Regions from separate parts of the Homo sapiens genome. Here region 2 is linked to region 1. Evidence: chromatin loops called from intact Hi-C (ENCODE). Cell type or tissue: PC-9. All regions are shown on one strand. Each heading gives the region's core, and the rest is flanking DNA. Links, peaks and the distances in the headings are about the cores only.

Region 1 (4,400 bases), core at 2-4,001:
GCTTCCCTCAACTTGTTGTGGCCTGTGGCTAAATATTGACCTATGGGTTGTAAGCAAAAGTAATATATATAATTCCAGAATGTGTTCTAGAGGAGGGAAGCTTCCTTTCTCTTACTCTTTCCTGCTGTCTGGAATGTAGATGTAATGGCTAGAACTGGAGCAGCCATCTTGGACCATGAGCTGGAAGAAGCCTAATTTCCTGAGTACTTAGTGAAGTAGAGCAGCTCCACTGGAAATTACATCCCATAGGGCAAGTAGATCTGTTCAGAAAGAGCTGGGATTTGGTGGATCAAAGTCCTGGAGGATCAAGAAAAGATGGATCCTGAAGTCCATGTATACCTACATGTATACCAGGGTTGAATAGATACATTAATTCTCTATTATAGATTATATAAATATTATGTATTCTATACATGTACAGGAATCCCTCTTTAGCCATGGTTTCACTTACCCACAGTCAATGCAGTCTGAGAATATTAAATGGAAAATTCCAGAAATAAGCAATTTGTAAGTTTTAAATTGTGTAACATCCTGAGTCACATGATGAAGTCTTGCGCTGTCCCGCTCTTACCTGCCTGGGATGTGAATCATCCTTTGTCCAGTGTTTCCACACTGTATGTGCCACCTGCCCATTCGTAATTGAGTAGCTGTCTTAGTTAGAGGTATATAGGATTTGGTGCTATCCGTGGTTTTAGGCATCTCTGGGGGTCTTTGAATGTATCCCCCTTGGGTAAGGGAGCATCTGTTGTGTTATAGAAAGCTCTATTGGACAGTGCTGCTCTAGACTTTTTAGGCATATGTTAGAGAAGGTACTTTCATCTCTCACTACTTCCTCTCCTCTCTGCCCACTCCTCCGTATCAAACACCCACCAGAGTCATTTACCTGGACTGTTTCATTTGGGGTTAAGATCAAGGGCTTTAAGACCCAATAGGTTGTAGCTACTTAACTAGTTGTATGGCCTTGGTCAAATTATTTATCCTCTTTGAACCTCAGATTCTTTGTCTATAAAATGGGAATAATAAGAGCATCTGCTTCTTAGGGTTAGTCAAAGGATTAAATGAGATAATATGGTTCCAAAGTGGCAGCAAGGAAGCAATCTGGCTTCACACCCCCCAATGGAAAACCCAAAACTAATATTCAACACTGAAATTATCACCAGCAATATCCGAGAACTCAAATATGAGGATGAGACATTTGCTGGGGCCACAGAGAAGTTTAAAAAACTCTGAGCAGATGGTAAGAGAATCAGACTTCCATATCTGTAATCCCCTCCCCACAATCTGCCAGGCACCAACTGCATGAAAATTTCCCCCAACTCACAGTCTGTACACTGTAAAAAGTGAGATCAAGGCATAGACAACCAGCTTCTCCACAATCTTGGGTTCCCTTGCAGGAGACTTGTCCCAGCCTCAACCACTAGAAGCATCAGCAGTCCCTAGAGGAGAAATATCCCTGAGAACAGCCAGAGACAAAGGGGAGAGGTGAGACTACCATCCCAGCTCTGGAAACTCTGCTGTGTAACTTGACAAAAAGAGATGGAGACACCAAATCATAGTGGCTGTTCAGCAGCACCACACTGTAGGAGGTTGGGTCCATAGGTCCCTTGGACACTGAACCCCTAGCTAGCCTTCCCAAACTACTGGGATATCCCCCATTAAGGATGAGGGGCACTGATTATTTATTAGAATGGAGGCAAACGTGGGTTTCAGCACCATCTAGTGCTGAAAATGGGGCAGTGACCTAGCAAGGGGGGAAAAAAAGAAAGAAAGAAATAGGTAAATGAAATAATACATGTAAAGTACAGGCAGTCTTCACTTTGCATGATAACACTGTTCTGTAAACATGATATGCAAGCCAACACCCTTCAAAGTGATCTCAATTATCAGTGGGAAAAATTACAATTGTTTTGTGATGTTTAAAAACTTTTGTCAAAATATTAAAAACTTTCTTACTGTTGGATATAAATATATAGAGAAATGAAAAAATTGTAAACCTAATATTTCTTTATTATGCCATAATTTAAAACAGAAATATTGAGAATTAATGTGTTTTGCTTTTTTTTTTTTGAGACAGGGTCTTTGTCACCTGAGCTGAAGTACAGTGGCATGATCACAGCTCACCACAACCTTGACCTCCCAGGCTAAAGCGATCCTCCCACCTCAGCCTTCTGAGTAGTTGGGACCATAGGTACATAACACCACACCTGGCTAACTTTTTTATTTTTTGTAGAGACGGGGTCTCCCTATGTTGCTCAGGCTGGTCTTGAACTCCTGAGCTCAAGCCTCAGCCTTCCAAAGTGCTGGGATTACAGGTGTGAGCCACCATGCCCAGCCTCCTTTCTAAGTTTTCCTTTGTGCTTTCAATGTTGTGAGATATCTTTCAGCATTCCTTTAATGTGAATTTTTTGCCCATGTCACTTTCTGGAACATCTTTATCCTTTTCCTTACAACTTCCTTCCTTATTTGTGTTCATAAGTTTACCTTTACTAAGTCTCTCTGGATGCCCATCTGGAGTTGAACAGTGGCAATGTCAACATTCCCATGGCCACCAATTTCTTCTGTAACTCCAGTGATCTTTGATTTGAACTTCACTGCCACAATAATCACTTTTTGTTTCTTTGCTTCACTTTTATCTTTATTGGCAAATTCTATCGTCCATTTTTTACAATGTTACTTGGAGATAAAGAGGCAACACAACTACATGCTTTGCTGTCTGTGCATAACTAAATAACAGATGTCCAGTGACCAGTCACCAGCAGACTAGAAATGAAGTGATGTGCTGTGGTCACTGACCATGGCGTGCATCTGTTATTTACATAGTAATTTTGTGGACTGAAAACCTGGCAGCAAAGCTTGTATTTATGCAATTACTTACAGTGAATATACTGTGGTAACTGAAATTTGAACTGTATTATTGGGGGACTTGTGTTATATAACTAAACGGTGCTAATTGAAATCTGTGCTGTTACCATGCCAAGCAAGGACTGTGCTATACTTACGCAATGTCTGACATGTAGTTAGCATTTAATAAGTAGTAGATTGTTTTATTTCTATCATTATCATGATTTTATTATATTTCTACACTTTCTATTCCTCCTCCTGAGCTGCAGGCCAAAAAGTCAACCCTAGAGTGAGAATCTGGTGCTGGAGGTGGCAGACAGTCCTGTGTTTTCAGCCAAGAGTGTAAATTGCAATGTCTTTAATCTCAATTGAGGACTCAGGCCAAGGGCCAAAGGCTTATTGCCAGAGGTCTGAGAAGAGGTTCTGGGGAGTGCTAGCAAGTGGGCAGAACTCGATAGCAGAGATCCTGGGCAGGGACTGTTGCCAAGGTGAGGGAAACAGATGGTGTCTGAGAGGTCTGTTTACAGATTGCAGGGCTCCAGCCATGGATCTTGGCTGAAGCTATGTCCAAAGCATAGAGAGGGCAGCTGGCAAGAGCAAGGCAGGGCTCCAGGCTAGATAGAACCTAACTTAATTGCCAGAACAGGGAACTGGGCCAAGGAAGAAAAACAGTTACCGCATGCGGGAGAGAGGGAACTCAAGTGTGAGACTCAGGTGCTGGAGCAATTGCTGCAGTTCAGGGAGTAGCAGGGGAAAGCAAGAGCACCGAAGCTCAGGGCAACAGGAAGATGACCTGCAACTGAACCACACCAGGCAAAAGAGAGGGAATTGAGGCTGCTATGGTAATTCCTGCCCCATATGTGTGATCTTGGAGCCCAGCCATGGGAGACAAACGTGGCAAAGAGGCTTGTCAGCCTGACCCAATGTGGTAATTCATGTACTACTACAGAAGACTTATTCCTTTCCTCCCAGGCAAACTTATCAGCTTTAATAGATTTTATCTAGGACCTTATCTAAAAGTTATATACTCAGTAAAGGCAGACCCAGTTAGCAAGAAGAAATGATGAACATCTGACCTTCAACTAGTAAGAAATAAACATGGAATAATAGAGACTAAGATACATGTTTTGTTGACAAGTGATACCACAAATATAAAATGCATGTGAAATGCATACATATTGCATGGGGTTGCACTCAGGCATGTAACTAAATCTAACCAAACTTAGTTGACCACTTAAGGGTTTATTTTCCTCACATAGCAAGATTTTCCATGAGTAGTTAGTTCAGGGCTGCTGTGGTGATTCTCTGCCATCTTTAGCATATGCCAGGCTGCAGAATGACAGAGTGCCAGGGACCCCATTCATATAATGCAAGGATATTTTCCATTTACTTCTACAGATCTACTCTCCACCCTTCAACCTGTTCAGTGTCCTGAGAGGCTGACCTGAATGGATTATAGCACTTGAGCTTCTTGCCCTCTGACTTCTAGTTGGATTTGGTCAATGGGAGACACTACCAACAGGAGACTGTGAGGCTGGGGTAATCAGCCCCTCGTCCCT
Region 2 (4,400 bases), core at 112-4,111, 1.0 Mb before region 1:
TGGGGAGATAAGGATGTGAATCCCTGCTTCCCACTCGCTGGTCTTGGGCAGGATGATTCTTCCCTTTGAGTCTGTTTTGCCATCTTTATAACAGAGAGGAGAATCTTGTCTGTCTGCCTTCCCAATGCCAGATTCTGGGAGGATCAAGTGAAATAGATGTGGCCCTCCTCAGATGCCCCTTGCCACTGATCCACCAGACAGGCACCACCTAAACTGCCTATGCTCAGGAGGGTTGGCCCTGGGCCTCAGTGTGCCCTTGCGAAGCTTCCCAATGAAGCGTGCAAAGGGAATTTGTAGCTTACAGATATTTTCCAGTTGCTGCAGGATAAATCGTTAAGACTGTAGGCCGCTAGTTCCAGGTTCTACTCCCAGCTCTTTTACTTACTGTCTGTGTGGCACTGAGCAAATTACTGAACCTCATTGAGCCTCCCTTTCTGCATCAGTAAAATGGGAATAATAATGGCATCCGCCTCCACTGGCTTTTATGAAATTAGGTAAGATCCTTCAGCACATGCATGCATTCTTTTTTTTAGTATATGTGCTGCTGAAGCAAGCACTTATGCATGCATTCTTGAGCATGGTACAGGGCAAGTGCTCAGAGGCAGCAGCTGCAGAGTTGCAGCAGCACTGGTGGTGTCTGTTATTTTCATAATAGATTCTAATTCAAATACCTACGTCCAAGTGTCAAATTTTCCAGGACTTATTTTCCATTTTGAGATGTACCTATCCCTGGACCTCACTTTTTCCTTTCTGCTGCCATTATTCAAGTGCCATTTCAGCCCTTTTACACATAATGGTGAATGCTTTTAATCTGTATTTTTCCAAATAAACTTGCCCTTATATGCATATAATCTATAGGACTCCTCCCACCAGCCTCACTTTTGTATTGTCTCAATCCTCAATTTTTATGCTTGTTTTGTTGCTATTTTGTAGCTGACGGTGAGAAATCTGCAGTTTGAAGATGGAAAAATGATCCCTGCCTCTCAGTACTTTTCAACGGGTGAGACGTCAGTGGTAGAACTGACAGCTGAAGAGGTGAAAGTGGCAGAGACCATCAAGGTGAACACATGATGACTTAAATCTTACTGTTACCTTGGAAAACTGAAGCATGTTCGTAACTGGTACCATCAGTCCTCAAAGTAGTGGGATCAGAACTTTATTTCCTCTTTTTTTGTATTAGCTGCAAGAGGAAATCAACCTCCAAATTCATATGCTTAAACACAGTATATACAAACTGATTTTTCACATAAGTCATCCAAGGCAGTTCCAGGTTGGCACGGGGGTTAGGGGTGAAGTCATTCAGGAACCCAGTTTCTGTTATTTTCAAGGTCTCCCTGGGGGGCGTCTCTATTCCAGACAGCCAGAAGGGCAAAGGAGCATGTAGAATGGCGTGGAGGAGGTTTACATGGGCTAGGACTGGGGTGGTGCAGGTCACTTCCACTCCTGTTCATTGGTTGCATCTAACTTGGAGAGGCGCTGAGAAATGTGATCCAGCTGTATGTACAGCTGAGTGTACAAGATGAAGAGGGAATTGGTTTGGTGAAGAGCTAGCCCAGTCTCTGCCACATTGTTCTACGTGGCACTTCCCTCATAAGAGTTTCCTTTTTGTGTAGGTCATCTGGGCTGGAATTTTAAGCAATGTCCCCATTATTGAAGACTCAACAGACTTCTTTAAATCTGGAGCAAGCTCAATGGATGTTGCCAGGTAAAACCACGCCCTTATTGACTCACTAGGGATTCCCTCACTAGAGATTTTGACTTTGGCTTTGACAGTGAAATCCACACACATCCTTTGTTCTGGATGTGATTACCTTATCATACCTATCTATGACTCATCTTTTTTTTTTTTTTTTTTTTTCCTGAGATGGAGTTTCACTCTTGTTGCCCAGGCTGGAGTGCAATGGTGCGATCTCGGCTCACCGCAACCTCCGCCTCCCAGGTTCAAGTGATTCTCCTGCCTCGGCCTCCCGAGTAGCTGGGATTACAGGCATGCGCCACCACGCCCAGCTAATTTTGTATTTTTAGTAGAGATGGGGTTTCTCCATGTTGGTTAGGCTGGTCTCGAACTCCTGGCCTCAGCTGATCCGCTTGCCTCGGCCTCCCAAAGTGCTGGGATTATAGGTGTGAGCCACCACGCTCGGCCAACACATCTTTATTCTTCATCTTTTTTTGCTATTGTTTCCATGGTCAAGCAGATATATCCGTTTAGTTCTCTTTGTTGCTAACCAGAAGTTGTTTTCATATCTTCCGTATACCTAAAAAAGCAACCCTTAGAATTGTTTGCATCTTTTAAAAATTTGTCCTTCCAGTTTCTTAGCTAATTTTCCTCCAATATGACATCAGAATTGAGAAGCTCTGGGTGAGAATGCTAACAGTGAATTTCCTACGCAGCCTGATCCAGAATATTATCTGAATAATATCTGACACCTGATATTAATAATATTACCAGAATAATATCTGATACCTGATATTAATTATGCTTTCCCCCAAATCTTTTTTCTCCTACCCTCGCCCCCCCCATAAATTACCTAGTAAGACAGATCTAGAATGAGGGTTATCAGGCTACTTGCAAGGACAAGTGTAATCACCCAATATCAGAATTTCTCCACAGAGGTTTAGAGCAAGTTGAAAGGGCTGGAGTCCCAGAAAGCCTCTATCGCAAGGAAACTGGACCAGGATCCTACTGGTGCAGCATCTTTCAGAGGTGTTTTTCTTCGAGTAACTGGGATAACAAGACAGCTGGAGCTCACCAGGGACTGTGCAGTCCCTTGATGGTGGGTACAGAGAATAGAAGCTAAGAGGATTTGATCCTAGGCCACATTGTGGCCATACACTAATTAAACAAGGCAAAAATGTTCCTCCTCTTGATAAAATCCTTCATATTGACAAAGCAACGTTCCTGATGAATATTCTATCTACTCACTCATTTACTTAACAACACTGACTGAACACTTACTACATGTCAGGAACAGTTTTAGCACTGGGGATACAGTGTAAACTAGACAACGTCCCCTTTATTCATGGAGGTTTTATTCCAGAAATCAAAAACAATCATTTCAAGAGCACATAGTGTTTTCAAAAGTCAAGAGTTTCGGCTCCTCAAATTATAGATTTCTCAGCTGTGATTCATGAGTTCCCAGAAACTTCTAATTGGCTTAACTAAATATTTCAATACTACATTATGATGATTATTATTACAGATAGGGCCTCACTCTGTCGCCTAGGCTGGAGTGCAGTGGTGTGATCACAGCTCACTTGCACTAGCAGCCTTGCACTCCTGGGATAGCCATCCTTTCATCTCATCCTCCCTACTAGTTGGGATTACAGGCATGAGTCATCACACCTGGTACATCACACACAGTACTGTATTATTATTATTATTATTATTATTATTATTATTATTATTATTATTATTATTTTGAGACAGAGTCTCGCTCTGTCGCCAGGCTGGAGTGCAGTGGCGCAATCTTGGCTCACTGCAACCTCCGTCTCCCAGGTTCAAGCGATTCTCCTGCCTCAGCTTCCCAAGTAGCTGGGATTATAAGCAAATGCCACCACGCCCAGCTAATTTTTGTATTTTTAGGAGAGACGGGGTTTCACCATGTTGGCCAGGGTGGTCTCGATCTCCTGACCTCGTGATCCACCCGCCTCGGCCTCCCAAAGTGTTGGGATTACAGGTGTGAGCCACCGCACCCGGCCAGTACTGTATTATTAATACTTTTTTTTTTGCTAGCAAGATACTCCTGCAGGAATTACTCATTTTCTGTTTGAGTGTCTGGCTTACCATAATCATCTGATATTATTATCTTGATTACAAAGGTATCATCTCTTTTAGAGAATAAATGATTGAACCACAACCATGGTGGACTTTCTACACTGTACCTCGTACACCACTGCTATTCAAGAAATGTCAGATAACAGCTGTAATTTGACAAACTAACAGTGGAAATCAAAGGATTGGAAAGGACTTCAAAAGTTATACTGACCTACTGCATATGGTTCTAGCTAGTACCTATGTTAACTACGTAATACAAACAAATGTCCATCTTATACTTGTAATTTAGAGAAAATAGTCTACAATATGACATTCATCTCTCATAATCTTTACAGTTAGGAAAGTGTCTTTGTTTCTTATTCCCTGAGTATATATGAAAGGAAAGGAGTTGACTTTATATGATCCTTGCTACCTTGCTTATAAGTAATTAAAATATTTTTGCCTTGATTGCTTTTATTTTTAGTCATGGATAAAGTTTTAAAAAACTGCCACTGTCCTTCAAGATATATTTTTAATTTCTTGCCCCTAGTCTTATCAATTTCTCTGATGAGTATCACAGAAGATCTCATAGGATATAAATAGGCATGTGATGTAAGTCTTACCTCAAAACAACTTGACAAGTGCA

Evidence for each region. Peaks named below come from ENCODE experiments on the same cell type or tissue, not always from the same donor. Only the 100,000 strongest peaks of a DNase experiment are listed, where the experiment ranks them.
Region 2: a loop joins it to region 1, with 6 times the contacts of the local background. A loop is called at or near these places in 1 of 110 quality-filtered maps.

The regions. Positions count from the first base shown.
Region 1 is chr12:104,055,184-104,059,583 of GRCh38, reverse strand. It overlaps a transcript of GLT8D2 not described here. Among named protein-coding and RNA genes, the nearest start is that of HCFC2, 7.1 kb to the left of the region's middle. In PC-9, for the core only: CTCF peaks have their summits at 1,439 and 1,639; a DNase peak (open chromatin) is centred at 573.
Region 2 is chr12:105,058,286-105,062,685 of GRCh38, reverse strand. ALDH1L2 (aldehyde dehydrogenase 1 family member L2) reads left to right here. Exons shown (of 23, transcript NM_001034173.4): 8 at 934-1,059; 9 at 1,614-1,705. Among named protein-coding and RNA genes, the nearest start is that of ALDH1L2, 24 kb to the left of the region's middle. RefSeq lists an enhancer at 990-2,189. In PC-9, for the core only: no CTCF peak of the experiment used is centred there; a DNase peak (open chromatin) is centred at 1,745.